2 separate regions of the Homo sapiens genome follow, and region 1 is linked to region 2. Evidence: chromatin loops called from intact Hi-C (ENCODE). Cell type or tissue: HCT116. All regions are shown on one strand. Links, peaks and the distances in the headings refer to the core of each region. The heading gives the core; the rest is flanking DNA.

The links. Peaks named below come from ENCODE experiments on the same cell type or tissue, not always from the same donor. Only the 100,000 strongest peaks of a DNase experiment are listed, where the experiment ranks them.
Region 1: a loop joins it to region 2, with 2.4 times the contacts of the local background. A loop is called at or near these places in 39 of 110 quality-filtered maps.

Annotation. Positions count from the first base shown.
Region 1 is chr18:76,453,410-76,469,263 of GRCh38, reverse strand. ZNF516 (zinc finger protein 516) reads left to right here. Exons shown (of 7, transcript NM_014643.4): 2 at 6,123-6,236. Among named protein-coding and RNA genes, the nearest start is that of ZNF516-AS1, 30 kb to the left of the region's middle. RefSeq lists enhancers at 8,564-9,161, 9,162-9,759, 11,172-11,671, 11,672-12,173 and silencers at 13,010-13,069, 13,090-13,169. In HCT116, for the core only: no CTCF peak of the experiment used is centred there; a DNase peak (open chromatin) is centred at 9,273.
Region 2 is chr18:76,495,661-76,511,514 of GRCh38, reverse strand. ZNF516-DT (ZNF516 divergent transcript) reads right to left here. Exons shown (of 2, transcript NR_164145.1): 1 at 15,729-15,854; 2 at 13,426-15,236. It also overlaps a transcript of ZNF516 not described here. Among named protein-coding and RNA genes, the nearest start is that of ZNF516-DT, 8.2 kb to the right of the region's middle. RefSeq lists an enhancer at 11,554-11,603. In HCT116, for the core only: no CTCF peak of the experiment used is centred there; no DNase peak of the experiment used is centred there.

The DNA of each region.
Region 1 (15,854 bases), core at 5,058-13,057, 46 kb after region 2:
GGGGTGTAATTTTGGACTGGTGATTTCACCACACTGCACAGTTGACTAATTTTATATTTTGCTGGGAGAAGGCAAAAACTTTCTTCCAGTAAAGGGAACATTCGCACACCCTGATTTGACTACCTCGGTTATTTATATTCAGGCGTACAGAGCTAAACATGTAGAAACATCATGACTTCATTACAAAATCCAAAACTATTCAAGAATGAACATTAAATGCCTTTAAAATCGGGCTGGGAAGTTGGAGACATTAGAACTCTTCAGACCTGGAGGCTCTCCCCAAGTGCTTCTTTGTAGCAGTGTGGTTTAGTGGTTCAGGACCTTCCATTGTTGAAGGACATATAATATACAATGGAGTGATAAATAAAGTCCTGGCAACAAACACTCTTTGAGGACTAAACAAGGAACTGATGGGGAAGATGGCTCAGCATTTTAAGTTACTCTTCTCAAGTGACAGTTTTCAGGGGTGTCAATTTTTTGGCTTCCCTCGGCCACATTGGAAGAAGAGGAACTGTCTTGGACTACACATAAAAGATGCTAACACGGCCGGGCGCGTTGGCTCATACCTGTAATCACAACACTTTGGGAGGCCGAGGTGGGTAGATCACTTGAGCTCAGGAGTTTGAGACCAGCCTGGCTGACATGGCGAAACCTCGTCTCTACAAAAAATAGAAAAAAAATTAGCTGAGTGTGGTGGTGCACACCTGTAGTCCCAGCTACTAGGGAGGCCAAGGTGGGAGGATCGCTTGAGCCCGGAAGGCCGAGGTTGCAGTGAGCCAAGGTTGCACCACTGCACTCCAGCCTGGGCGACAGTGAGACCCTGTCTCAAAAAAAAAAAAAAAAAAAGACACTAATGATGAGCCTAAAACAAAAAACAAAAAACAGCAAAAAACCTCATAATGTTTAAGAAAGGTTATGAATTTGTGTTGGGCTGCCGCGGGTTGGACAAGCTTGGACTTTAAATTGTCCAGAGAGCGAGTGTGATTGTTTTTCTTACTAAAAGAGCACGGGGCTGCTCCAAATCACAAGTATTGTAGGACACTGCCAATCCTAATTTTGATATCTCTAATTTCAGATAAACATAAAAAACACATTTCTGTATACATAGAGAGCAGAAGTTCTCTATTTCTGAACCTTTTTGATCCATCAGAGCCAGAGAATCTCCTGGGATGCCTTGAGTGGCCTGAAGTGGTCAGTTCACAGAATAGGCACGGGCTGGCTGGGGTGTGTTGGCTGCTGCAGGGAGTCCCGCAAGGCCGTCCGTCGCGTGCTGTCCGTAGGGAGGTCTGGAATGCGCCGCAGCTACTCTTTGCTTGCAAGGCTGCCTGGGATGACAGTGGGAGTTAGCAGTCAGCAGATAGTTGAAGCACTCATTTCTGTCCTTCGTTTATTACTTATATGTAGCTGCCCTGAGCGGGATGGGATGCATGTAGTTATTCGATAACTGGACTTGAATTTATTTGGTAAAAATAACTCAGGAATCGAACGGGCTTACAGTTTGAACATGCCTGCAAATGCAGGAAATTGCTAAACTTCTGCTTTGAAAATGAGGCAGCCCATGTAGATTGCAACATGTTTTTGAGGTGTAGCCTTTGAGTGGGCTGGGGCTGTTGTCTTTCTCAAGATCCCAGTTAGGAAGGAGCAGCAGGGACTCCCCTCTGGTTTGGACCTCCCCACCACCAGCCTCCGAAGCCTTGTCCCCTCCTTGACTGAGCACTTACTTGCAGCCTCCAGGAAAGCCCAGCACCTGTGGATGCTGTAATTCCAGCACTGCCCCCGAGGTGTGCTTAATATCTAGTTAGGGCGAGAGAGATCTCAGGGCAGAGCGTTTGCCCAAATCATTTCCTCTCTGGGACAAGAGACACGCAGGACTTCCTGCCAGCCCAGAGGGGCTGTGAGCTGCAGGTTCCGAGAGACACGCAGGACTTCCTGCCAACCCAGAGGGGCTGTCAGCTGCAGGTTCCGAGAGACACGCAGGACTTCCTGCCAACCCAGAGGGGCTGTCAGCTGCAGGTTCCGAGAGACACGCAGGACTTCCTGCCAGCCCAGAGGGGCTGTGAGCTGCAGGTTCCGAGAGACACGCAGGACTTCCTGCCAACCCAGAAGGGCTGTGAGCTGCAGGTTCCGAGAGACACGCAGGACTTCCTGCCAGCCCAGAGGGGCTGTCAGCTGCAGGTTCAGCGAGGCCACGGCTGCCTCTGCCTGATTTTACTTCCCAGAGGCCAGCGTCTCCTGGGTTTTGCCTCTCTGGGGCCCCCCTGCCTCCCAGGGCCCTTTGCCTGCACCTCTGGGTGGTCCTTCCCTGTGAGGCTGCAGAACCAGGGTCCTGCCCCAGGGCATCCCTTCCCATGTTTGCTCCCCACGTTCACCGCCCGTGGCATCACCACCATAGACTCCAGGTCCTGGTGATACCCTGGTGGAGGGACTTCTGTGTCATCCTGTCTCCTGTTGCATCAGCTGTGCGTGTCCCAGCAGGGATGGCCCTCGTGGCCCCTGTGCATGTCCAGGGTCCCTTCTCTACTTTTCCAGCCCCCACTGTAGGCACGTGTCCCCACTGGGTGTCTTGCCTCACACCCATCCCAGGCTTGGCAGGCAGGCACCACTGCGTCCTGTGTGCCACGCTGTCTAGAGAGCCTGTCCACAGAGTGCCTTTCTCCTTGACTAGATCTCCTGGAGATGCGCGGCCCCGGCACCTGCATAGAGCACTTGGGTCCGGCCGTGCCAGCCAAGTAGCCTCTTTGGTGTCCCCGCCATCCCACCTGGCTTGGTCCTTGTGGGCCTCACAGATGCTGGTAGCCTGGTGAGCGTGCAGAGCGTCGGCCTCCGTGCCAGCATCCCGTCCACGTGGCAGCATGGGTGCACCATTATGGGAGTGGGGAACTGACAGAGAGACCTGAATGCTGTTCTCAAGGGGCAGGAGGTCCTGAGACTCCCAAGGGAACGGAGTCTCTGTTGCAAGAGCCCTCCCTGTGCCCCTGCCTGCCTGGAGCAGTGGAGAGCGAGGTGGCCGCCCGGGTGGGATGGAGTCCGTCTGTGAGAAGCACCCTAGGAGTAAACCCAGTAATTAGTGTCGTAAATCAAATCTCTCCCGGAGCCTGAATTAACGTCACTCCTAAGGGAACGTGATGGTTTCCAGTATGGCTTAGACCGTCACCCAGGGACATTAGAAGTAGGGGGAAGAAACAGTTGATCATCAGAAAATGCATCGAGAGGACTGCTTGGGGCCTCTTTAAATTGAAAATGGTGTGTCTTTGCCCAGCAGAAGTTTGAACTGGGAAGTGTGTTGAACAGAAGGGTTTGGGCGCAGTCTAGCTGTTCCTGGGATTTCGCCTTTGCTGTCCCAGGAGCCCATCTGGGAGCCTGTGCTGCGCTCGGGTCCTTCTCCCAAGTCCCTGCTGGTCCCTGATGGCTCCTTGGTCCATCTCTGTTTTCGTGACCATCACACTTCTGAGGAGGACTGGCCGGGTGTTTTGTGGAACCCATAAGCTCCAGGTCCTGGTGACGTCCTGGTGCAGGGACTTCTGTGCCCTCAGTTTGGGTTCTTGCGTGTTTTCTGATTGGTTTAGCCCAGGGTTATCGTTCCCGGGAGGAAGATAACCTTCTCCCGCAGGGAGAGGCCCTTCTCATCGCAGCACATCAGGGGTTGGTCTTGTAAACATTTACTCGTATTTTCGCCTCTTTCCAGCCCTGCCTTTGTCTGTTACTGGTTAATACATCTGAAAGTAAAGGTATAAAGTTTCTTCCCTGTCTGTCCCTCCATCCTGGAGCATTTCTCCCGTGTGCTGTCCAAGGACGCCGCAGGGTCAGCCTTTCTCAGACACAGATTGGCCCCCTTGGCCCAAAGGAAATAGATTTTTAAAAAGGCCTCTTTCTCCTTTGAGTTTCCTTGACTAGAGAATCTCTCCTCTTCTGCTGTCGAAGAGTAAGATCTTTTCTGTTTCTTCTGCCCTGTTCCACCTGTAACTGCCAAATCTGAAGCTGGTGTCCAGGGGCAGGAAAGCATCTCTGGATGTGCATAACCCGAAACCTTGGTCTCAACCCCTGTGGCCTGTCGAAGAGGGGAAACTAAGCCAGAAAATAGCTTGTGCTTAGTTTAAAAAACTGACACATGTTGAAGACACGATGTCCAGCAGATAGTGTGGATGACCACGCCATTTTGGTGTACGATGCATGCCAGCCTTGAGCTGCGTGGCGAGCCCTGGGCCCTGGCACCTCTGGAGCCTCTCTCCTCTGGCGGCTCCCCTCGAGGTTGCCTGAAGGTGAGGAGGGTGCAGCTGCCCTCATCGGATGCACGGCTGTATCCCTGGGGTCGCATTCCAGTAGTTTCTCCGCATCACTAAAGATACTGGGGCTCTAGCATCCATTCCCACTTGGGCTCCTCCAACTGCGTAAGGCTCCCATGATACATCCCCCACCCTTCAAAAGATGCCTTGACTAAATCATGAAAAAAAGGAGACTTTTTAACCTTTCCATAAGTGAGATGGCCAGGCTGGGGTGCCAGAGAGGCCCTGCAAGTCCAGGAGGCCACTGTCCCCATCTGAAATGGCCAGGCTGGGGGTGCCAGGGAGGCCTTGCAAGTCCAGGAGGCCACTGTCCCCGTCTGAAATGACAAGGCTGGGGGTGCCAGAGAGGCCCTGCAAGTCCAGGAGGCCACTGTCCCCATCTGAAATGGCCAGGCTGGGGGTGCCAGGGAGGCCCTGCAAGTCCAGGAGCCACTGTCCCCTATCACTGCGCATCACCCTGCCTTTCCACATAGGTCTGGGGGCTCTGCACCTTTGTCTCCATGACTCTTGGGGTTTCCCAGTGATGGTTCTGAGATTTCTGAATGCCAGCTTGAGACAGCAAAGGCCCCAGTCATGCCAAGCTATGTGTGAGTCCCACTTTCTGTTTTTGAGACTGAGTCTCACTCTGTCGCCCAGCCTGGAGTGCAGTGGTATGATCTCGACTCACTGCAACCTGCACCTCCTGGGTTCAAGCGATTCTTCTACCTCAGCCTCCCGAGTGACTGGGACTACAGGCACACGCCACCACGTGCCACGTTTTTAATGTACCTTTAGTACATTAAAAATTTTTAAAGTACTAAAATTTTTTTTTGTATTTTTAGTACAGACGGGGTTTTACCATGTTGGCCAGGCTGGTCTTGAACTCCTGACCTCAAGTGATCCACCCACCTCAGCCTCCCAAAGTGCCGGGATGACAGGTGTGAGCACCCGCGCCCGGCCTTGAGTCCCACTTCTGAGACTGTAGATGGAGAAACATGGCGTGGTGCCGTAAAGAACGGGAAGTGATGGGGAGATCTTGTTTCGGTGGATCTTCTTCTGTCTTTTTTCCTTTTGAAAAGTGTGTGTAGTTCAGGACTGAGAACATAAGCTTTCGAGCACTGCTTATTGCTCAGGCAGTGGGAATAGTTTATTATGAATACTTTGCTAGTGTCTGTTTTAAAGCTTGCTGTCAAATCGCTTTGGAATGACTTTCAAGTCTAGTGAGAGCTGTGCCACACCCTGAAACATCTGGGGATTCCGTGGTCCCAGGTATAAGTGGGACACCGATTTCAGTGGGCACGTCTGCGTTGCGGTCACAGACTGGCTCCCTAGTACCCTAGTGTGTTTTGTAAACGCAGATGCTGCGGAGGAGGTGAGTAGGTGGCGCCCCACAGACCCATCCCCAAGAAGAGCGAGAGCCACCCAGGGGCCTGGCATTTCTGGCGGTCGGCAGTGTGATGCGCACACCAAGCGCAGTCCATGCCAGGAGCTCAGGGCATATGCATAGCAGGTGTTCCCTGGTGACATTTTGATAGGCTGGATTGACAACTAAATGCAGATTGTTCCGCTGCTACAGTTAGGCGGCGTCCTGGTTACCTTCGCTGCTGCGTTTGTGCTGTGACTGTTGAATGCTTCTCCTGCTCCTGGCTGCCCCTCACAGATGTGGGAAGTCCTATTAGAAACCACACTGTGTGGGATTTTCCCAGCAGCCCCACTTGGGGTGATTTAATTCATTCTGAAAATACCTACGGTAGCCCCAAAACGTCCTTGGGCATTGTTTTAATTTTTCTTAAAGAGAAGCAGTGGCAAATGGTTCTTAAAAACATAATTAGATGAATACTAAACTTTTCCTCATTTCAGAATCTGAGAGAGGCCGAGTGGAGTTCGGTCCTTCTCTGAACACTTTTAGCTGAGAGTACCAGCATCCAACTGGGAGCGTTGTCATTGCATTTCCACATTCCCAGGAAAGCCCAGGTAGGTGCAGTTGGATCACCTTCCTGTCAATCCGTCTGACTTCTGTTTCACAAACCTGGAATTTCAATCAAGCTTAAAACAACAGTTATTACTTTATGGTGTAGGGTCGCTTTTCTTGGCATAGCTAGAAAAATGTAAAATGATGGTAAATAGAAGAAAAATAATTAAACCAGAGCACATAACTGGGAAGCCGCCTCTGTGGGCTACTTTGATGAGGACATAGGGATCACAGTGTGAATGAGGTTTTCTGCTGAAAAACAGCCAGTGTAAGCTGATCGTAGAACTTGGTGCTCCTGGGGTGGGGGGTCCATTCCTTTTTATGATCTGGAAAACTATTGGCTCGAGGATATTAGCTTGCATATGAGTAAGACCCACTTTCTTTTCTTGCCCAAGTTTGCACAGCTTATTACAGTTGGGCGATGTTTTTGGGCAGACAGCTCTCTTCTCTTCTGGGAGGTGCCGGAGCAGAGCTGCCTAACGCAGTGATGGAATTGTGTGGTGCAGGCTTCATCTGCGTCCGCACGGGGGCAGGTTTCGGTTGTTACCAGGCAGGTCTTTAATGAGGTGGACCGCTAATCTCTCTGCTGAGACCTGCCCTGACGGCGATGTTTCTAAACTAAAGGGGCGTTGGAGGAGTGCCTGTGTTGGACTGTAGGTCCCTTGTGGGAACAGGAAGATGTGGTGTGAACTGTCTTGTGTTGTTCTTCAGTAATCGATTGGGTCATCATTTGATTAAAGTAGTGAAGTGGTTTTCTTGGGATTCCTACAAAGCCGTCTCTGAGTTTTGCAAATCTGGAGCTGCTGGTGCAAGTCCTGCCCGCTCCCCACTGTGATGGGGTGGCCTCTGGCGTGGAAGTGTGTCCCGTGGGCATGGTCACCAGCGCTCATCGGCGGAGGCTGGAAACACGCTTCTGTGGCAGAAACACTTTGAAAAAAAGGTAGATGCTGGAAGAATATACAAAATGTCATATTAATTTAAAAGGTAACCGGATGTGGGAAGGGTGGGAGCCAGGGCCCGCACGCTTGATATCCGGGCTTGGGCAAGATCATCCCCACAGAGTCACAGGAGGAGGGCGGAGCGGTTTCCCCACATACCACACGCCTGCAGGGCTGGACGCCGCACCCTTCCCATCCAGGTGAGGCTGCCCAGGGTTTCTCGCCTGCTAGCTGGTCCGGCCCATGGCGGGCACTCGGGGGATACCTGTTGACCATCTGATGAGACCTGGGCCCCTCGCCTGTTGGCGACAAGCCTCAAGCTGGTTCCCGTGCGGTCCCTGCATATTTTCGGTACTGCTGAATCTTGGATGGAGACCTGAAGAGGAAGGGATCTTGAATTTGTCAAGCGCCCACTGTGTGCCAGGCGCCCATTTTAAGCACCCGATGTATGTTTTCTGATTTTACGTTTGGATGGCAAGATTGCAAAACGTTTGTGTCCTATAAATGAATTTCTGACAATTGCAGAAGTTATAGGTGACAAATGACTCCTTCCACCCCCAAATTTCCTCTAAAGGCCACATTAAATAGGGTGATCCAGGGCTTCTCAAGTGGTGTAGCCCAACAGGTTGGTCCCAGGTGTGTGGAGACGCTGGTCCCCTGGGCCCTCTTGGTCAGGGAGGCAGCAGAGGGTGGGGAAGTGGCATGTGCCACAGGGCTCGGAGGAAGCCAACATGTTTTTCACAGTGCCTGTTGCGGCCATGGTGATCGGTGTTCTGTTAGACGAGACACTGGCCTCACCATTACATGGTCAGTGTGCAGTGATGACGGAGTGTCCAGGAGGAGCTTGGTTTAGGCAGATAAGTCAGCCCCGTTCAGTATGTTGTTATTTTTATTTATTTATTTATTTTTTGAGATGGAGTCAGGCTCTGTCGCCCAGGTTGGAGTGCAGTGGCATGATCTCAGCTCACTGCAACCTCCGGCTCCCGGGTTCAAGCGATTGTCCTGCCTCAGCCTCCCAAGTAGCTGGGATTACAGGCATGCGCCACCACGCCCGGCTAATTTTTTTTTGTAGTTTTAGTAGAGATGAGGTTTCACCGTGTTGGCCAGGCTGGTCTCCCTGACCTCAATTGATCCACTTGCCTCGGGTTCCTAAAGTCCTGGGATTACAGGCGTGAGCCACCGTGGCGGGCAGTATGTTGTTTAAAAAGGCCCTTCTATTACTTCTGGAAAAACAAAGGGTTAAGTAATTACCCGCCATGAACAAGCGAGGCGATCATGTGGCATGGCTTCTCCGGTTTGGGAGTTTTGATTCTTATTTTCACTGTAGCTTTTTGCAAGTGATCTCTCTCTCGGGGTGTGCTCTGACATGACTTGCACAATTCCAGAACCTCTCTAGCCCTGAACAGAAGCAGAGTAGAGCTGTCTACTTGTCTTTCATGAGCAACTGGGCTCGTTGAAAAAGGGAGGAAAACAGGATCGATCAGCCACCTTCCTCCCAGTTTTTTTACTGGTCAGTGGCCGACTTGCCAGCTGCTCAGGATGGTGTGGCCTCTTGCTTTGTGTTGATTTGGGGTCTTAGAGGTTCATAGGTGATGGCCACAGTGGTCGCTTTTGTAGCCCCGGATGTTACTTTGTATTTAGATTGTACCCCTTTTATTGGAAGGTCAAGGAATGTTCTGACAACTCCAGAATGCTCATTCCAGGCACCAGAGAGCGGGGGCCTGGAAGGTGGTAACAGGGAGGCAGGAAGACAGGGAATGGGCTCACAGCCTTGTCGAGGGATGTGGCTCACAGCTTTGACCCTCAGCGTCCTCGTCTGTGAAATGAGGGTGGCATCGCAGAGACGGAGGAGGGCCCTGGACGGTGAGTGCAGGCAGAGGTGCCTCCTGTGCTCTGTGCCAGGATGAGGATTTATGATTGCTAACAGCACTAGGAGTCATCGGAGTTCCGCATGTTTCAACCTTCGGGTGAGTGTCGCCCCTTGCTGTGTTTGGTAGGCACATTCCAACAGAACGAGTCCTGGTCCAGAAATGCAGTGCGGTGTTTTCTGGGCATTCTTCCCATTTGTTAGTGGAAGCATTCCTTGGCGTATGTTGATAGTGGTTAAAAGACTGCATTCTAGTGCAGTGGACATGATTCATTATTTGGGACTGGTGAGACAGACCTGCCCGATGCCAAGGAGGCTGCCTACGTAAAGACCCCACCCGGCGTTTCCTTATCATCAGTATGTTCCTTCTTGTGCCTGCCGGATCGCCTGTTCTTAGCCTGCCTGCCACCGTCTAACCTCGTCTCCGGGGGCCTGCAGTTGGCCCTGAATCCTCCCGCGTTGTGATGGGATACCCACTGTGCTCCAGGAGCAGTGCCTGGTGTAGCGTGAGGCTTCCGGTTCTACCTCCTGCCCTGCCACTTCCTGAAGCCCCGCATCAGGTCCAGGGGAGGCTGGGCCACTCTGACTCGGGCTGTGGAGCTGCTGGACATTTAAAGGCTTGGTGTTGAGAAGTGTTGCTGTTGGCATCATGGCAGACAGTGCTGGAATACATTCCGAGGGAGGCGACGCGGTGCCCGATGGGGTGCACACGGCCGCCACGTCCTGAATGGCACAAATCCTGGGCTGAGCTCAGGGCCAGCTTGGCACGCGAGGCCTCCCTGGCCGGCAGTGGAGGGCCAGAGTTTTCTCCCACGAAGGAAGCTAGGACGGCTGTCCTCAGAGAGCTTGGGTGCCTGTGGGAGGGCTCAATGATGTTGAGTGGATGGTGGCCACGGGTCAGGGCTGTCACCGGCCCAGGATTTCCCGAGCTGGCACTGGGTCCAGTGTGCCTCCAGCAGTGACCGTGCATGGAGGAGAAGCCGAAGCTCGGGGCAGGGAGAGAGCGCCCTATGCACAGGAGAGGGGCAGCAGGTGGGCCCGGCGCCCCGTTACTGCTGCAGCGTCTGGCTCTGTGCGAAGCTGGTAATCCAGGCACATGGGCACGAGTGTTGCTGGTAGATTGTTGGAAGTGGACATGCGTGTTTGCCTCCAGGTAGGGTATTTGAATGAGTGCTTTTATGTAGGTTAAGAGATCACACACATGTGCTCTCTCAGACACACACACACACCCTCGGGCACACTAGCACATGCTCACACATGACACTCAGTCTCTCTCATGTTCACCCAGCTGCTTCCACACTCACTGTCACACACTCTAACCTTTACACACAGGCACGCACACACACGACGGTGAGGCCTGGCATTGCCTACAGGCATGCACACACACAACGGTGAGGCACGCACACGCACGACGGTGAGGCACGCACACGCACGACGGTGAGGCACGCACACGAGGCACACACACGCACGACGGTGAGGCCTGGCATTGCCTACAGGCATGCACACGCACGACGGTGAGGCACGCACACACGACGGTGAGGCACGCACACACGACGGTGAGGCACGCACACGCACGACGGTGAGGCATGCACACGCACGACGGTGAGGCCTGGCGTTGCCCACAGTGCATGCCCCGTCCTGAGGGTCCCGAGCACTACTCCTGTGCCCTTGGTCCTCTCAGGGACGGGATTCCCTTCGTACCTGTCTAGAAAATGCCCCCCGAAACATCTGTGTTGGGAGGGAGAGCGAGCCTTGTGCAGGATGCTTGCTTGGGAGAGAAGCGCAAGAGTATTTGAAAATAGGAACCTTTTAACTCCACCCCACTGACGTTTTCTTTTTCATAATTTTCCTTGCAAAGCACCTTTTTGTGAGGACTTGGGCCCGTCAGGAATTGGAGCTCCATGCACTGCGGGTCCACAGTGCTGTCTGTAGGGTTTTGGAAACTGCAACTTTAAGTGAAAGGACGTAAAATGAAACTCATGTTTCCTTTCCACATCAGCTTTAAAACAAAAAGACTTTATCAAGGATTTCTGTTTGTCATTTCGCATCAAGTTACAGTTTCCAAGAAGCTATAGATGATGTTAACTGAGGACCTACCGTGGCACTTATTAGCTAAGTAAATGATGGCATTGAAGTGTCAGGAGAAAAATGGCCCTCTGCGTATTTAAAACCATGGTGCGCCTGATGTGTGAGGCAAACGTATCCAGCCGAGGTGGATATCATTGCAAATAAGTAGCTGCAAAGTACATTGGGCCTTGAAGGTGAGAAGAAGCTTATCTCTGCAGAAGTAAAAGAGTATTTTCCATTTGTGTCCTAGTGAGCTGTCTTTCAGAGAGTGGCATGGAAAGGAATTTTCCTGCTAGATTCCAAGACTGGATCGACATGTTCTTACAAAGGGAACCTCCTTGGGTTTAAAAAAATGTTGATTATTTCTGGCACCCTTCTGTCCCTGAGACCCAAGTCAGTGGTGGGAGTTGCCCCCATATCACTCTTTTTTATTTTTATTTTGAGACAGGATGTGAGTCAGTCACCTAGGATGGAGTGCAGTGGCATGATCATGGCTCACTGCAGCCTCGACCTCCCCGGCGTCAGGGATCTTCCCGCCTCAGCCTCTTGAGTAGCTGGGACCACAGGCATGCGCTGCCACGCTCGGCTAATTTGTATTTTTTAATCTTTATATAGAGATGGGATCTTGTTATTTTTGCCCAGGCTGGTCTTGAACTCCTGGGCTCAGGTGATCCTTCCGCCTCAGCCTCCCAAAGAGCTGGCATTACAGACGCCGCCCACATCCCTCTTTAAAGCATGATTTTGCATTTGGATTTAGTTTTGGAAGATTTCTTATTTAGTTAACGTAGTTTCCCTTAAGGGATTTAAGAACTAGTTTGAGATAACTGCCCTTCTCAAAGAAAACAAATATGGCTCTGCTTATCAAAAGTGGAGATATGTTCAGTTTAAGAAGGAGAGAAAGCTTAAAATTGTTTATAAATCCTGAAGCTCCTTGTTGAGAACTTTCCAGAAAGGAATCTTACATGCAAGGAGCATTTGTAGATCATTTTCTTTGCCACATACATGTGGTGTAATAAACATATACCTACACACGCTTAAAAGGGAATGTCTTTTTGTTCACTGCGTGTTGTCTTACTGGCAGGCTGCATAACCCTTCTCCTGTGCTGTCAGCTTAATTTAGCCTGATGACAAATCTGAAGCCTGTGGTCTTCCCTTTCTGTGGCTTCCACTGTTGCAGATAAAACAGGTGGTACCTGTGCGTGATTTACCCAGCCTCACAGCACAATATAACAGATGCATATTTAATGCAGCAAAGTGATTTTGGAAAACAACAAAACTCAGAGTAAACGTAAAACAAGAAATTGAAAGCAGTATTATATGTTTGCATGAATAGCTTGGAAAAAGGATTTTAAGTGTAAAGCTGAGAAAGTATTTGTGTTTAGGATGGAGCCACTGGCCCCCCCCCACCCCCCAGCCCCCATGTGAATCAGTGAGTTTTGCCTTCTGAGTTACGTTACCCAGATAAAGATGCAGCAGCAGAGTCTCGACCTGCGCCTTCATTCTGACCGTCGGGGTTGACTGTGTGGCCCAGTGAGGATGAGCCACACACACATTCCCGGGAGGAAGCCTGGGCTGTGGATGGCAGGCTAAAGTTACAAAGCACATTGAGGGCGTCCTGATGCTCTGGACTTGGGTGGACTCCTTAGCTTGAAGCTGTGGGTCCCAGAAGGCTGGCCGGGATAGGCTAATCCCTGAGCCGACTTTTAACACACTAGTTTATGTGACTTAACACCAGCTAAGTGGATGACAGTCTCCTTAGTTATTGATGGATAAAATGGAAGCAAGATTTTGGGGCCTTTAGTTGAGCAAGGTCTCCAGCGTGCTTATCTCTCTTGCCTCCAATTCTTAGTCATCCAGATTTTGTTTTGCAGCAAGGTCCCTGAATAGGCACTACTGCTCATCGCCCCAGAGTTAGCAAGGCAGAAAAAGGTTCTGCTTGAGCAGTTTAAGCTGCCAAAGAAGTCAGGCCAGGAGCGTGAGCTAAAGTGAGCATCTATTGTTTCACGTTCGCCAGGGCTCCTGAGAAGAGGGGCGAGCACTGATGCTGTCTTTATCTGGAGTGACAAAGGAAGGAGTGAGTTTGGTGGCATCTCATTATTGATGGGTCCTACCATCCTCCTTGAGTTACAGACGATACCTGACTGTTTGAGGATGCCGAGCCCAGTCTCTGGGAGGGGAACAGGGAGGTAACAATGGTCTCTCTGGCTGTCAATTGTGTTTATTAAAGAATAATGGAATAGCAGCTCATTTAGATAATCGAGGTGGAAGCACACTTTGGAGTCATTTTTCAGTACCTTGGTTCGGTGGGCAAGCTGCACACACATGCTCATTTTCTTTCTCTCCCACAGAGGTTTGTGCATGGAGAGCTCTGTGTAGCGTGTCACGTGTGTAAGTGCAGACTCTTTGTGACACAGACTTGCATTGGCGCATCTCACGTGCCTGTTGAGAGTAAGTTTATAAGTAGTCTCTTCTTTCACCAGGTACTTGTTTCTGTGGTTTGTTTTCATGAAGGTGAATGTAATTTTCTTGAATCAGATGTGATAGTATCTGGAAACACAAGCCTGGGCTGCCAGGGGCTTCTCCTGGCTCTCCTGTCTGCCCTTGGCTGTGCTTACACCCTGCTGAATGGGAGCAGGGAGGCCTAGGTGGGCCTGAGTCCTTGAAGTCCCCCACCTGTGCCGGCAGTGATCCTTTCCAGCCTCCATCTGTCCCTGAGCAGTGCCTTGCACAACTGTTCACAACATTTGCATTGGACAAATCAGAGAAAAGGAGTCTAGGGTTGTGTGTGTTGCTGTGTGCCTCCAGGTTGGGGTAGGAGAGAAGTTGCAGGAAAAGAGAGAGGAAAAATGACCGTGGTTGTAGAATGAATGCATTCTTCCACTGCGTAAACCCGTGACTGTTCTGACCTTAATTTCAAACATGGACCTTCTGTGACCAAACGGACTATCCAGATGTAGTCACTGAATTAGTGTCATGGTCTTCGAGTTCTTGGAAAATGTTCGCAAAGCAACTGTGTGACTGCTGTTTGTCTTTCTGTTTGACTTAGGACAGCTTTCCCCCATTAAAGTGTGACAGTTTATTCCCATATAACCCAGGCTGGGATAAAGGGTAGATAACTGTCCTCTTTGGGGACCAAGGGGATGGGGCGGGGGTTGGCAATTCTGAAGTTAAACATTATGCCTTGTTACGTTTTAAATTTATTTTTACCAGAAGCTGTTGCTGGGCAAGATGTTTTGGCTTAGAAAAATGTGCCCACCCTCATTTCTGCAAGGTTGTTTATGATCACTTCAGGTGCAAAGTTTTCTTAACTTTTGTAGCTGAATAATGTAACAACATTGTTACAGGGAGTTGTAGTGGAATTTTGCTTGTTTATCCTTTTTTGTTTCCTGCAAGGAAAGAATAGATCTTCTTTTATCTTCAAAGCCTGGAACTTGCAGTAATGTGTCATTAAGTGTGTTTGAAAAAATATTTTTAGACAGGCAGTGCAGGGTAAATCCTATGGAAATGTGACATCATGTTTTTGTCAGGAATTGCTCTTTGTAAACATTCTCTGATAGATCACTCTCCTTAAGCAGCTGAAATAGCCAACTGCTTTCAAAGGTGCTGTGTATGTTAGTGATAAACTAGGTCATGTTACAGTCGTTATTGGCAGTAATGGAGCTGGAAAATTTAAACTGGTTATAGTACATGTGCTATATATAGTAAAGCATTTGGGAAAGATTTGTCCTTTTGTAATTTTGATCATCTTAAAGTATTGATTGGTGTTTGTACAATGATAAACAAAATCTTAAGTAATTCCTTGCACAATACGCCTTTCAGCTATCCTATCAAAATCTTCTTAGTTTCAGCGTATCTGTTTTTTTCTTTTAACAAAAAATGCGTAAGCAATTGCTTAGAATTTGGTAAAATTGATTATTGACGTGTTTGTTTTTCCTCTATGAGCTCTTAATGAAGGGATTTTTTTGGGCGCTGACTTCTGTGCTAAACAGCACTACATCGGAAGGTAATGTTTAACAGAATGCCTTATGGCTTACTGCATACAATTATCTCTCTTTGTATTCTTGGGCACAGTTCTTTCTTTCATTTGATGGTGGGGACTTCTAGGGTCTTTCACAAAAAGCACAGAGGGACAAGAGAATGTCAGATAGGTATTAATTGCAATCTGTATTCTTATACTGGGAGAGAAATGTTGGTTTTAATCAAGTGGTTGGAAAATAGGACTGTGTGTTTGGGAGGCGAACATTGTTCTTTGCTGCTGGTTTACATGGCATAGTATATACAGCTTATTTGTAGAAACAAATTTCAGTTAAAATATATTTTATGATAACTCATAGAAATTTCGAAAAAGCATGTTTAGTAATGACTAGGAAGTGTCACCCAGTTAAAAAATACGAGTTTCTGCACCATTGTTTTGTTTTCACTGCTGATCATTTCTAAGAAAAATTTTAAGAAATTTTATATTAAGACACTGAATTAGTTAACAGTTTCCACAGTTTTGAGTTTAGGCTCCGTAAAATCTTTAAGCCACTTCTAAATTGGGTTCTTGCTGCAGTTCATCGAAGGCCTTCTGATTTTCCATATTTGTTTTAAAGATAGAAATTGATGAGTTTTCATTTTCTCTGGTGTTCCCTAGGTTTTCAGTGTTTCTGAGTTATGCGCAACTTTAGCTTTAACTATTGTAGTGTAAGATGTAGACGGAGTCAAAGTGAAAACCCAGTGCTTCCATGGCTTTTGTAATGAATAGCGAG
Region 2 (15,854 bases), core at 1,652-9,651:
CTTTTCTTTTTTTTTTTTTTTTTTGAGACAGAGTCTTACTTTGTCTCCAGGCTAGAGTGCAGTGGCGCGATCTCAGCTCACTGCAACCTCTGCCTCCCAGGTTCAAGGGATTGCCCTGTCTCAGCCTCCCAAGTAGCTGGGATTACAGGCATGTGCCACCACACCCGGCTAATTTTTTGTATTTTAGTAGAGACGGGGTTTCACTATGTTGGCCAAGATGGTCTCCATCTCCTGACCTCGTGATCAGTCTGCCTCGGCCTCCCAAAGTGCTGGGATTACAGGCATGAGCCATCACGCCCAGCTGGTAGTTTATATTTCTTAAAATAATTTTAGAAACATTTGTTTTTAAGCGTATTGGTATAAATGCATTATTCTTTTATAATACAAAAATATTTTCATATTATTTATTCCTACTGATTTATTATGTTTATTCTATTTTGTTCTATTGTTTAGACTTGGCAGAGTTTATCTGATAATTTACTTATTAAAATAAATAGCTTTAGATTTTATTGTTCAACTGAATGATTATTATTTCTATTTATTTCATTAAATTGTGTTTGAAAAATAAATGTGGATAACCGTTGATAACTTCTGTTGACATCAACTTCTGTTATTAACTTCCTGAGTTGAAACCCTCATTCATGTATTTTATAATAAATGAATTTTTGTTTAAGACTTTTCTGGGTTTCGCTTGGGCAAATCCCATATATTTGATACCTAGATCCCTCATTTATTTTTTCTCTAAATACTTTCTAATTTCTGATTGACTTTTTTTGTCTTAAAATCTTTAAATTTATAGGTAAATAGGTATCTTAAATGTAAGGTATTTTAAGTTTTTGCTCAATTTTTTTCTTTCCACTTTTTATTTCAGGTTCAGGGCATCAATTTTTTAATTACTCTTTTTTTAGTGAAGGGTTTGCTATTTTCTTATTGTTAATTCCTAGTTATTTGTCTTGTGGTTTAGAACAATGCCTTCATGGTTTCTGCACTTAGGAATTTGTCAGTAAGTTCTCAGGGTCTTCTTTTAAGTAACTGCTTCATGTGTATTTGCAAGGAGGCTGTATTCTCTCTTCATTAGCAATAGTATTCTGTGTTTTATTAGCTGAAGCTTACTCATTGTTATTCCCAGCTAGTTTTGCATACTTAATCCATTATTTCTGTTAGATGTGAAAGTCCATTAATATAATTGATGATTTGTCCACTTTTGTCTTGATATTTATTAGCCTTATATGGTGTTGTTTTGGGGTTTTTTGAGACAGGTTTCACTCTGTTGCCTAGGCTGGAGTGTGGTAGTGTGATCATGGCTTACTGCAGCCTCAAAGTCCCAGCCTCAGGTGATCCTCCCGCCTCAGCTTCCCAAGTAGCTGGGACCACAGGCACGTGCCACCATGCCTGGCTAAGTTTTGTATTTTTTGTAGAGATGAGATTTTGCCACATTGCCCAGGCTGGTCTTGAACTCCTGGGCTCAAATCGATCCACCCTCCTCGGCCTCCCGAAGTGCTGGGATTACAGACATAAGCCACAGTGCCTGGCCTCTATATGCTTTGAAGCTATAGTATTAGCTAAATAAATGATCATAACTTTAATCTTCTTTTAATTTCATCAACATTAGCTGTCTTACTTCTTTTCATCATGCATTCTGTTTTGCCTGTGGTTTATACTATCACGTTTTATTTGTATTTGTTAATATTGCCTGGTGTCTCTTGTTTCGTATTCACCCTTCTTGTTTTGTTTCAGGGTTGTCTCGCGTGCAGAGCATATAACTCGATTTTAAAGCTAGTCTTAGAGCCTTCTGATTTATCACCAATGTGCTTTAACTTATTCTGCAACTGTGTTTCTATTTGCCATGATTCCCTCAAGTTTTTAACAAACTTTTCTTCTTATTTTTCCTAGTTGTTACTCATAATTTTTAAACTCATATATTCAGACTTTCTGTCAATGTCCAGTATTAACAAACTTTTCCTGTTTTCCATCCAACAAAAATAAAAATCTTACTGTGCCTTTTCTTTCTCTTGTTTTCAGACTATGGGGGATTGCCATCCTAGATAGCTATGATTATATTTTCACAACCAACACCTATATAAATGGGGCAATATGTTTTCCTGGTTTCTTTCCTCACTACTGTTTTTTCTATCTATTTTCTTTTTTAAAAATATATATTTTATTGGCCAGGCGCGGTGGCTCACGTCTGTAATCCCAGCACTTTGGGAGGCCAAGGCGAACACATCATGAGGTCAGGAGATCGAGATCATCCTGGCTAACACAGTGAAACCCCATCTCTACTAAAATACAAAAAATTAGCCAGGTGTGGTGGCGGGTGCCTGTAGTCCCAGCTACTCGGGAGGCTAAAGTAGGAGAATGGCGTGAACCCGGGAGGCGGAGCTTGCAGTTAGCCGAGATCACGCCACTGCACTCCAGGCTGGGCGAGAGCCAGACTCTGTCTCAAAAAAAAAAAAAAAAAGTGTATATGTATATGTATATGACATATAATATATAGTATATATGATATATATCATATATACTATATATGATATATATCATATATACTATATATGATATGTATACTATATATATCATATACTATATATATCATATATGTACTATATATGATATCATATATACTATATACTATATATGATATCATTATAATATATACATTATCTATAACATAATATATAATATATAAAATATATGATATATAATATAATATATAAAATACATGATATATAATATAATATAATATATGACATATAATATAATATATATAATATATGACATATAATATTATATATTATATATGACATATAATATTATATATTATATATGACATATAATATTATATATTATATATGACATATAATATTATATATTATATATGACATATAATATTATATATTATATATTATATATGACATATGACATATATTATATATGACATATTACATAATATATATAATATATGACATATACATATAATATATAATATATACATTATATATGACATAATATATATAATATATAATATATATAATATATAATATATATAATATATAATATATATAATATATATGCCATATATAATGTATATATGATATATGATATATATTATATATTATGTCATATATAATGTATATATTATATATTATATATATTATATATATATATGTTATTCCCAATTTCCTCTACTCTGGAGTTCAGAAGAAGAATTCTAGGCCCTGAGGTTGCTCAAACAAAACTTGGTGAAAGGAAAGGGAAGTATTGCAATCCTGCACATTGAGGGGGTTTCCCTCCTCCAGGCCGCAGGTACCGAGTGGCCGCTAGTGTCTGGAACGGCATGCAGACCAGTCTCAGACCTGCAAGGACAGAAGGATGGTTGCTAGGTCAGGTTCCTGCAGCAGAGCAAGGGCAAGTTCACTTCTGCTTCCACAGTGCTCAGAACGGGCCTTTCAAGGAAGGATCCTATGAACGGAGGAGACACCTGCTCGTGGCGGGGGAGCCTCGCTCTCCCAGACACTGGCCAGTGCTCTTTCTCAAAACTCACTCATGGGAGCGACGTCGGCTCCTAGCCCCGTGGGTGATAGTGTTTTTGCGCATTGTGGTCAGTCAAGTGGCTCCACCAAGGAGGAGCAGAAAGAGCTGAGTGTGGGGGTCCAGGGGTCTCGCTACCGTCTGCGGTGCTGTCTTCGTTCTCTAAAATCATGTCTTCTCATCTCTGCTGATGCCTTTGCGTCTGTGTTCAAGATACTCCCATCTCTCCCATCTTAAAACAACCATAATAGAAGACAGAAGTCCATCATCCCAAGACCCTTGGAAGTATAGCTCTGAGAGTCCACTGACGCCACCACCCGCTTTCTCCGTGGCAGGGCTCTGGTGACTGCTCTGTTTGCCCCTTGAAGCTACTTGCCTGCAGCCTCTGCCATGTCCTTGTTGGTGAATTGAACAGAAGCGCCACCGTCAGCTCCCCAACTGCCGCTTCGGTGGCATCTGACACTCGTGGCCACGTCTTCCAAGGTCTTTGAGGAAAAGCCTGTGAGAGTCAGGTGTCCCGGTGAATGTCTCTCCCGACGTCCCCGATTCCCAGCAGCTCTTCCTTGTGCCTCCCCAATCTCCTCCAGAGACACCCCTTTCTCCACCTGTCCGTGAGACAACTCAGGATTTTGATCTGCAGGTTGATTATGGGACTTCCTGACTCTCTGCCACCATACCCTTCTCCTCAGTGAGAGGAGAAAGCAATTGTTACAACATACCTGTTTCAAAGGACAGAGCAATCTTTAAAAAGACATCTGACTGTGTCTTCTCTTGTTCAGAGCCCATCTGTGGCCGCTGGCCATGCTTCTGGCTGTGTTGCCTCTTCAATGTCAGCCCCAGCCCCTCGGTGATCTGACCTTGGCTCCGTCTCACCATCGCACACTGCCCTCTCCGCCTGCACCGTCCCCGCCACTCACTGGGCTCACAGACTGGTGAGGAAGAGTGCAAAGCAAACCACCATTTCAGCACAGGTTTAGGTTGTTTTCAATGAAAAGAAATGGAAATCCATGAATAAAATGGCTAAAACAATAAGGAAAATTCGTTAAAGTCCAGTGGAGGTTTTCTGCTCCAAGCTGGGTGACATTGGTGGCTTCACAACCACATTTTCCTCCCCTCTTTTCCCTCCGCCTCCTGGCTGGCTCCCTAGGCGCCCCTCTCCCCCGGGGTGGCACAGCCACTGGCATCCTGCCCCCACATTACTGCTGCTCCCGGTGACTGGCCCCAGGACTAGCCAGTCACCATTTCCCCACGTGGAATTCCTTTTCTCCACAAGAAGACTCCTTGCTAGAAGCCCCCTGTCCCACCCCAGCCAACTTTCCCTGCTGTCCCCTTGCCATAATTACGTCATATGGATGTATCTACTCCAAATGCTGGCAGGGCAGGGGCTGGGAGTCCGGGGCTGGGACAACCGCATTGGCTTAGATCAATCTCGCCGCCTCCTTTTGCGGCCTGGGGCTTTAGTCCACATTCCTGCAGCCATTGGCCATGCACAGTGGACACCATGCAGGATGGAGGAAGGAGTGACCCACAGGGTCCATGGTAGATATTTCAGCCAATAGGACAGGGGCAGGCATAGCGCTGTGGGACCTGTGCCTGGGGTTCCAGTCAAAATCCAATGCTTGGCAAAGTCCCCTGGCCTAGTACAAAATCTGTGCAGGCCTGGTAACCTCCTTGCTGGCTGAGACACTGTCTGCACTGAGGAAGCCTCGGGCCTAGCACCATGACTCGCAGGGAATCTGAATTCAACAAATACTCGTATCAGTTGAATGAATGAACGACTGGTCCTCTGCTCATCTTATGTGTCTAATGTTATCATTGTGATAATGCCAAGTGCCATGACCATGTCAAAATTAACACTTTAGGCTCTATGACTGGTGGTTTTACTGGCACTACGCACAATGTTCCTTGTGTTCCTTTAGCCTCTTAAATATTGTTTAACATGATTCATTGTTTGGAAACTGCTAAAGTTATAATCATGCATGCAGTTGACATTGGTCGATTAAGCTGAGTCCATCCAGGAATTGTCACAGATTTGCAGTTTATCACTGATACGCTTCACAAGAAAATCTTGGTTAGAGAATCATCATTCTTATTAAAATTTCTCAGTGTCCATTATATCAGGGGATTTAGAAATTATACATCATTGCTCAAGACATTGTTCTGCCTTGATTTCATCATACAGCAGGGTGAAACTCATAAAGCCTGCAGGAAAGCTCCTTATAGTACATGGAGGGGGAAGATAGATTTTAAGAACTATATTCTGAGACACATAATTTTTAAAAACATGTATGGATTCAAAACCATTCAAAACCAATTGACTGTGACATGTAAGAAACAGAACAACTTTGCCATGAGTTTTAAACTTGTAAATGGTGTGAAAAATTCTGAGCCACTCTGTTTTGCTGTTGTGAGCAGTTAAAGAGAATAAATGAGAAAACACTTCAAAATAGCACATGTGATTATTATAAGTCCATAAAATAGACCCTCCTTTCCTATTTCAAAAGGAATATTGTGGTCACCTGTTCTGCACAGCGGGTATGAGGACACATAAACTCATACAAACACCACCACTCCGGTCGCTGGAAGATTAGACCTTTCAAAAATTAATGCAGTTTTATTGTTTTTTTTGTCTTGTAAATAATCGTGGATAATTTATTGTTCCCATCTTCATATTTATGGCACCGTCTACATGTTATCTTTGAAAATGGGCACCTTCATACACGAAAGAGAGAAACAATTGTGTAGATGTATAACTGTCCTTATGTGGACAGACATCACACTTTGGAAATCACTTTTTGGTGCTGTATTTTAAACATTTTCAATCAGAATTTGTTTTTTACTTGGTTTCTATATTTTTGCTTAGCATGCTAGATAACCAGGCTTTTTCCAATCCCCTTAGATGGATGAGCGGTGTTAGCTTTATTCTCTGCCTAGGTTCATCAAGAGCAAAGAGGTACTGAAATGAATAGGATATTTGCACTATTAACTGCTCTGCAAAATTGCAGTTTCTTGTCCAAAACTGGACAAGAAAGGGTGACGTAATATTGCACAATAACGTCTCATGGTGGGAGAGAAGGACATTATATAAAACGAAAATAATATTGTTATAGGTCCTTAAAAAACCAACTTCAGTTTTTGAAATTCTTTTTGTGGCATTGGTAATTTGAAACAAAGTTTCATCAAAGTTTTTAATATAGGAGTATGTGTGCGCACTATTGTATTTAAAAATAAGATGAAATTTCCTAGCATTGAAAAGGTGAGAAGAGTTTAGCAGTTGTCTATATAATACTGCACAAATATGGCCTTTTTATTAGACGTTTTTGTATTACTCCAAAGAAATGTTTTCTACAAGTGGAAATATTAGTAAAATCGTATTATCAAAGAAGGTTTCCTAAAGAATACAAGACCTAGAATTTTGTTATAGAAGTTTATTATTAGTTTGCCTAATATTTCTTCTCTGCTCCATTGAGGTGAAGCCCCAATATAAAAAACCGGATAAGCTCAATTGCAAGTTCAAAAAAAAAAAAAATTGAGATGTGGGGGAGGGGTGGGGCGGTGGAGTATTGCTTTTCCCACTGTGTAAGGATGGGGTAATTGATTTTCTGGAAATAAAGAAACATATAGAAAATTGGCTGTGCTTAAGGATTCCTTTTCACTTTTACTAATACCCTGAATTTACTGAGGTAATAGAACTCAGAAGCGAACGAGAGGGAAGAAGAAAAACAACCGTCCCGCAGCTCTTTCTGTTGGCCCACTTTCACAAACAGCCTGCCCAGCGCTACAGGGAGACCCCGGGGCGAGTGGCAGCCCCTCCTCTTTGGATTTCCTTGCTTTTGTAAATTTGTCAGTCCATCCATGAACTTTGTTTGAACAGAGTTTGGTACTTAATGGATGATTGTATTGTATTGTAACTCACAGTGTAACACATCTTTTCTGTATTTATTTTAAAGAAAGGCTTTCTAGAAGCCAAAGGGCTTAAGCTGTAGGAAATAAAGAAGCGAGAGTGCCCGTCCAGGTCCTGCACACGCTGCATCTCACTCAGATGCCTTGAAGTCCACACCCCAGAAGTTTCTGCACACCAAGGAGCCTGTCCGGAGGCCTCCCTCTCTCTTCCAGAGGCGCAGGGCTGGTTAGCTTTGGAATTTAACGGGGGAAAAGCAAAGTGCTGACAAGTTCCCTGCCAGGAAGCCTCTGGGCTCATGTCTGTCTGTTGAAACCCAAGCACTGCCCTACAGGGCCCTGCCTCGCAGTAGACAGGGCGCCTTGGGAGGAAGAGGCAGGCTGCAGTCACAGGGGAAGAGCATGACTGGGTCTTGAGTGAAAACAGTTTGTAAACATTCACACTTTGAGGTGTGAATCTCAGATTCTGCTAGGCATGGCCATACCAAGGACACTCTGAAAACAAACACAATTTAAAAATCCGCGGGAGAAAGGAATGGTTCTAGAAATGACTTCCAGTTCAAGAGTATTAGCACAATTAGAGATAACTTTTTATGCCTTCAGATATTTTAAAACATCTTAAATTAACATATAGTTTTATAATATTGATGATATCAACTGCTATTTGAGGAGGGGGCCTGTGCTATTAAGAAAATAACTTACATTTGCTCATACTAGTATAGTACGAAAACAGTTTTAAGTGATTTTCACATTTAAATTTTTCTCATTAAAAATAACTGTGTGATTCCCACTTTGCAGATAAAGTAATTGCTATAAATTCTCATTCAATTATGGGTTGATAGTTTTTGTCTCCAAATCCTTATGCGGCACACTGTCAGAATTTATTTGGTGACAGTGTCATTGTGAACAGAGTCCGTTACACTCTCATTTCACAGACAGCACAAATCTTGTAAACATAGTGCTTTTGTCTTTGCTTTGGGTACTAGGAAGCTCAGGGGAACATTCTGCTGCTTCTGACAGTTCAAAGGATGACTAGACATGTATCCACGTGTGCTGGTGTTAAGACTGGTTGAGCTGAAATTGATCCTGATTTTTCTGTTTTTCCACTCTTATTATTCCTGACCTCATTCTTCCCACTGCTGAAGCTTTTCTTTGTATTTTATATATTTTTTAAAGCCAGCTCAACTCCTTTGAGAAACCAAATGAAACATTTGCATGGAGATTCTGTCTCCACCAGCTAGTTAGTAGGTATTCTTGCACAAATATGTAGCACATATTAGGTATGTGGAAGACTAACAACACTTTGTGATAAGCGGCAAATGCCAAAGTGCATGATGACGTAAACAGAACCAGAAGCTGCATAGCTTACACAAGCGCAAATGACCAATAAGCAGAACGAGAACTGGACATGAGAGTGTGTGACAAGTTCCTAAACATATTGTGAGAAGACACATATTTGGCCCTGTCCGTCTATAAAATTATCTTTAAAATAGCCAGGGCTGTCGTGTTTCAGCTGCGTACAGCTCAATGTAGGTGGATGTATGGGTTGGCGTCATGGTCGAGGCTATTTCTAAATCCATGGCTGACATTCGCCAACTCTGAGAGACGGGCGGGACTGTGAACTCTGGGTCTCTCCTTCAGCATCTGCCAAATGGGACAATAGTGGCACCTACCTCATGGGTTATTGTGATATATTAAGTGACATAAAATGTAAGCTCTTAGGAAGATTCCCTACATAATAAGCATGTAATACATACTGCTTTTAAAATGAGCACTTGATCTAGTGCCTGCCTTACAGAGTAAATGTGGAATAAATAAGTAAATGCACAGATATGAAAAATTAAGATTTAGAAGTTTCTTAAACTTTTGTCATTTTTTAAATGATGACTCCTTGCCTGAAATTTTTTTTAGATTTTCAGTGTATAAAATGTTTTAGCCATCTCGTATCACTTCCCCACATTTTCCTTTTGCCATTTACCATAAGGCTGCCATGAAAAACAAAAGTGCACAAAAGTGTGAGAATTTATACAATTTACTCACTCAATTAGCGTGATCAAACTATTTGTCTCTTTACAAAAATTTCATTTTGATTCCCCAAGTTTAACTTAATGCCATTGGTTTAACATCTGTTTGGAGCACACCAAAACACCTCTGTCTATTCTAAAATGGAATGCTTCAGTCATGCCCAGAGATCCACACCTGTCCTAGTTCAGTCCCCAGAAAGATAAATTCTCTTAATGAAGGTTTTTCCTTGGGGCCAGGAAGCTTGGGGGTGCCTTAGTGCTCGGCCACGTTCATGAACCCACCTCAAGTGCCTGACGTGTCAACCACTCTGTTTCTTTATATTGACTGCAAGTTTAGTTTTCTGATTTTTAGTATGCCTGGGCGTTACATCTTTTCTCCTTCTTTTTTTAAAATTTTTTTAATTTTTTTATTTTTTAGATAGAGTCTCGCTCTGTCTCCCAGGCTGGAGTGCAGTGGCGCGATCTTGGCTCACTGCAACCTCCCGCTCCGTGGTTCAAGCAATTCTCCTGCCTCAGCCTTCCAAGCAGCTGGGACTACAGGTGCCCGCTACCACGCCTGGCTAATTTTTGTATTTTTAGTAGAGACGGGGTTTCACAGTGTTGGCCAGGATGGTCTCGAACTCCTGACCTTAGGTGATCCACCCACCTCGGCCTCCCAAAGTGCTGGGATTACGGGCGTGAGCCACTGTGCCCGCCCCCCACTTTCTTTCTTTTTCTTAAAGTCATCTGCTTGTAAGTCGTAAATAAGCTCTGAAAATACTAACCAGAAAGAATTTAACACCAATTTGGCCATAGGGTGGCTTCATGTTGTTACGGTTTCCATTTGGGAAGGAGGTAAGTCTTTCTGTCATATTTCTTTTGAAGCTTACAAGGTGAGAAAAGACAAAGACAGCCAAATAAGGAAATCAATCATTTTAGGTAACAGAAGAAAAATTCTTGAGAATTGTTTTTGGTGAAATTACAGTCACTCTGTTTTTATTATTTATTTATGTATTTATTTATTTTTAGAGATGGAGTCTCGCTCTGTCGCCCAGGCTGGAGTGCGGTGGCGCGATCTCGGCTCACTGCAAGCTCCGCCTCCCGGGTTCACGCCATTCTCCCGCCTCACCCTCCCGAGTAGCTGGGACTACAGGCGCCCGCCACCGCGCCCGGCTAATTTTTGTATTTTAAGTAGAGACGGGGTTTCACCATGTTAGCCAGGGTGATCTCGATCTCCTGACCTTGTGATCTGCTCGCCTCGGCCTCCCAAAGTGCTGGGATTACAGGTGTGAGCCACCGCGCCCAGCCTATAGTCACTCTATTAATCAGTTTTTTCTAAAAGTTCTCTCCTGCATGTACAATCTATGTGTCTTTAAGACTGGCAAAATTGTACCTAGCTACATGCTACAACATGGATGAGCTTGAGGACATTATACTAAAAATTAGCTGGGCGTGGAGGCGCACGCCTGTAGTCCCAGCTACTCGGGAAGCCGAGGCAGGAGAATCTCTGGAATCCGGGAGGCGGAGGTTGCAGTGAGCCGAGATCGCACCGCTGCACTCCAGCCTGGGCGACAGAGCGAGACTCCATCTCAAAAAACCTGGCGACAGAGCGAGACTCCGTCTCAAAAAAAAAAAAAAAAAAAGAGGCTACAATGGTAAATTTTATATTACATGATTAAAAAGTCCCTCACCCACCCCCGCCAAAACTGTGGCTGGCCTCTCCATCAACAAAATGTCTTTATTCCTTAATTATGACAACTCATTCATATGCTGACCACTTCTTTTCTTACGGTTCTGTTTCTTACACCAGCGAACCCCCTGAATGCCAAGGCGGCTTTCCTTCGAACTGTATCATGTATGTGTCAAATGAGATCTCACGCAAAGGTCTTCCCTACTTAGTTTCATTACAAGTGTACCTAGCCTACCCACAGTGAAGGAGATATTGCTGGTTCCCTTATTTCATTTTCAGTTCCGTTAGAAAAGTTTGCATAAACATGCACATGTAATCAGTTATGCATGGTGAGCCATAATGAGCTTTGGGGGCAGAGAAAGTCAATGGTTTTGCTGTTGTAAGAAAGTGTGGTGTTAATAGGTCACAACCTATCTGTTAAGTAATTAACATACTGTAGGATTATAAGAAAAGGTAATAAGAAAAACAAGTCCCTTTCTTCCTTAACACGGGCAATCTTTCAAAAGAGGAATCTTTATTGAATTTGTCTTTCCTTAAATGAATTCTGGTCTGTGGCCTAGTTCCTTTTATTCTTCAAACCGTTCTCAACCACATCTGTGGAATTCTGTATCAGCAATTGTGAAGCCAGCTGTTGCTGAGAGTCTTTTACTTAAGTTGAAATTAAGAACAGATTTGAGGGTCGTCTACCTGCTGTGAAGTCCTGATGGAGTTACCAAAAACTGCAAATCGTGAGAAAATGTGACTGCAGTTGCTTGAACTGCTAGTACGTTTTCTACAATGCTTTCTCCTCCATTGCAAAAATACCCTAACTCTGTGATCCAAGATTGTTATTTGTTAATGTCGTCTTTATCATTATTCAAAATATATGCACAAAAATCAGTAAGAGGAAAATCTGTGTTGCAATAACAATAGTGTATGGGTCAGCAAGGTTTTTTTTTTTTTTTTCTTTTTTCTGTGTGGAAAACAAGGACAGATTGTTAACAATGCTGGTTCCGTGGGAAAGTTCTTAAGATTTCTGCTACTGGGAAAATGAGTAAGGCGTTCTCTGTCCCACACACACGGGTGCATTTTGCGTCCAATCTTGAGGCGATGCTTTGTGGATTATTCAGCAAACTAAAAATTCAGGCATACTACCTGTTGAAGGCATCCTTTGACTTGAATACAGAAGAGGGAGGAACAAATTTTCACAAAAGTGTTTCAAGCAACGTGCAAGTCTCAACCATGATTAAACCTAAATCACTGTCAGTTTGACCTCAAATAAAAGACCCCACAAGAGAAAGCTCGGTAAGAAGCCATCTTAGTGTAAACACGGGAGACTCTGGGTGTAGATCACATTAGAAGTGATTTCTTTTGTGTGTGTGTGTGTTTGTAAGAAATGTGTACGATAACTGAGATAGTTTCCTAAATTAAGATTTAAAATATTCTGTTAACTTTAGATTTAAGCAGTCTGAAACCACTTCATAGAAGACTCTATTTAAAATATAATCATAATTTTGCCACACCATCCACGAAGGGGATTATCCTGTTAAATTCCATATCGATACACCCTTGCTGAAGGACTGTTTCTTCCCTCCTCCATATTCAAATACAGTGTATTCTCTGAATTTTTTAGTTCCATGAAAAGGAAAGATTTTAGGAAAAAAAAAAAAACCAACACGTTAGGATTGGTGTAATATTTTTGAAACCATCAGTGATTAAATAAATAGCCAATTTCCATTTATACACAAAATAGTTACCTATTCCAAACAGTACAAAGGGAATGCACAGCTGTACTCCTAAAACAGTCTTTACCTAGGAATACTTGATAATTTAAATCAAATTTATCCCTAATCCACTCTGAAATCTCTAAATTTAAGTTAGTTCAGAAAACAAAAGATTACTCCTTGACTTAATTGCATAATATAATTCTTCTTTTTCAGATATAGACAATCCTAATAAATTTACACAAAGATAGGGTTAATATTATTTACTAATGAGTAGCACACCCAACTGTCTAATCAGAGCACTTAAATTTTTGAGCATGAATATTTAATATGTATTTTTTAGTTTGTCTTCAATTTTATGCTATAGTATAGACAGTTTCACTTCTAGCTTTCAGGCACTGGAGGCCTTTTTTTTTGTGGGGGGCGGAGTTCTTTTTGGTTTTTACTCTGAGCTATCTTTTTAATGGAAGTCCTCGAGAATGTTTCTAATCTAAACGTCCTCAATCACTCCATAACCATTGAACACCATTTCATCACACGTTGAAAGGGGTGGAGTCCCAAAGGCTGAACGGATAATTCGTTAGACAATAGCAAGGGAAAATGCTTTCTTTCCCCCATTTATTTCATTAACCAAAATTATTGTCTGTTATAAAATTATAAATAGAGGGTGGGGGGGAATGAAGTTAGTGAATGGGTACAAACATACAGTTAGATAGAAGGAGTAGTTCTAATATTTGATAGCAGACTACAGTGACTACAGTTAATAACAATGGATTGTGTATTTCAAAATAGATAGAAGACAGAACTTGAAATGTTCCCAACGCATAGAAACAATAAATACCCCAGCTGATGAGTACCCTAAGTGCCCCGACTTGATCATTACACATTCTACGCTTGTAACAAATACACGTACCCCATACATGTGTAAAATATCACATATCACTAAAATAAAACAAGTAGCCAAAATCAACCATTAATATTCAACCATTAATACTGCTGACTTTGCTCCATCCAAATACTATAATTTACGTAAACCTTTCAAAATAGGAGAAGCTCTCCTGGGCCATTCCAGGGGCAAACGGTGCCCTTAATCCCTAATGGTTACTTTAAGTGTTTGAAGCTATTAAAACAGTTGAAATGTTGGCAATGCTAAATATGGTTACAGGAATAGTATGGAAACTTGTATTAAACATTTGATTTTTATACCTTTTTTGTGTGTGTGGAGTGAGCTAGGAATAGTGCATTGACAAATGAACAACCACCAGTGACTTGTGTACAATCAATGTGAACACGTTTCAATTGTCAGTAACAAAATGATGCTGGCCCTCCAGCTGCCATTTTCTAGGTCTGCCACACCAGACACCAGGACTTAACTCTTTGCCCATCCATCAAATTACGCTCTCAGATTTCGCATGCACTGTAGATAAACGTGTAAGAAAGGAAATGGTTTAAAAGCACAATATTATTGTAGACAGACAATGCCCTGAGTGAAATCACATGTGGGTGACTTAAGACAGGGCCCTAAACCGGCTAGAAAAAGGAAGCAAGTCATGAACAGTTTTATGTGGAGGGGTTTGGAAGTCTTGATCACCATTCAATGATCTACCTTGTCCATTTTCAACACATGGAAATTGTTAGCGCAAGTTTGTACTTTAAAATAGACCCAAGAATGCAGATGAACGTAGGTTTACAGGACTGATATTCATTCCAAAATCCTACCAAAAAGCTATTAAAGTGTCTTCAAATTTTAATCTTTGTTGTTACCTACATGTATGTAATAATATGTGTATACAAGGACATTTACGGCTTTGTAATTAACTGAATTTGGGGATACTTTCTTTGTGCATTTTCACAGTGTACTGAAATGAATGGTGGGCACGTCAATACTTTTCGGTGAATCAGACTTAAACGTGATTGCTGAAGAATACATCCCACTTAGGCATTCATGCTGAAGCCAGCAACAATTGTCCGTGACCTTTAACATGCCCGCTCTCCAAATCAGTGCAGGTCGTTAGTCACACGGAGCTTACATTTGAGGACTCGCGGATCCTTCATAGCGGAGGTTGTCCCTGTCTTTCTGCCTGACTCCCCCCCGCCCCCCGACCCCGACACACACTCCCCACCGCCCCCAGAAACATCACACATGCAGAATGCCCCCCCCGTCTGATCGCCAGCTTTCGGGCACATGCGCCTCCCTTTGCAGCGCGTCTGGAGTAGTTTCTTTTGTAAACGCCCTAAGTTGGGGAGGGCCGCGGGCTGCGAGTGTGAGGCGCAGAGAGAGACGCCGCCGCTGAGGTAACCGCCAGGATTGCAGCGCTGATTGCTACGCGGAGCCACGTTGGGCGTCTTGGACGGAATCCACCTCCACTGCGGAGTTATCACGAGGAGAAGGAGAACAATACGGCCAGGAGCCTGGTGGGAGAAGATAGTGTTACCCCTCCGCAGGCCGCAGCTCCCCGGGTCTACGTCACCGGCCGTGAAGGGGCGCTCGCCCTCGCTAGCTCCGACCCGCCCCTCCCCCGCCCCCGCGCGCCCGCCCTCCCCTCCCCCACCCCGGCCATCCCTGCCCTGTAACAGGAGAGCGTTTTGGAGTCAAATTAGGATTTCTAGTCCCAGACTCAACTTATTACAACTAACTACTGCTCGTGGGGAGTAGGTGAGGTGAAGAAATGAAGTTTTAAGAACAGAAAAATAAGAGTTGAACTTTCGAGGCTACCGGTAAACAACCCCTTCATTTTTAAATGGCCGGGTGGCAGAGCCGCTGTTTGAAGTCTTTCCAGCGGGACCTCTGTGACCCTTGATTCAGGACTTAATGTATTGATCCTGCATCTGAACACCCCCAGAGGCATTTACCAGGAAGTTGAGTGACACGCACACGCTACGCCGTGTGTAATGCACACGCACCTGGGACCCCCGAAGGGGTGTCCCCATTTCAGTCCAGATGGGGCGCAGTGCCCAGGTACCCGCCGGCGGGACCCGCATCCCGAGCACGTCTGTACGTATGGATGCGCGTGTGCGCGCGGAAACGGC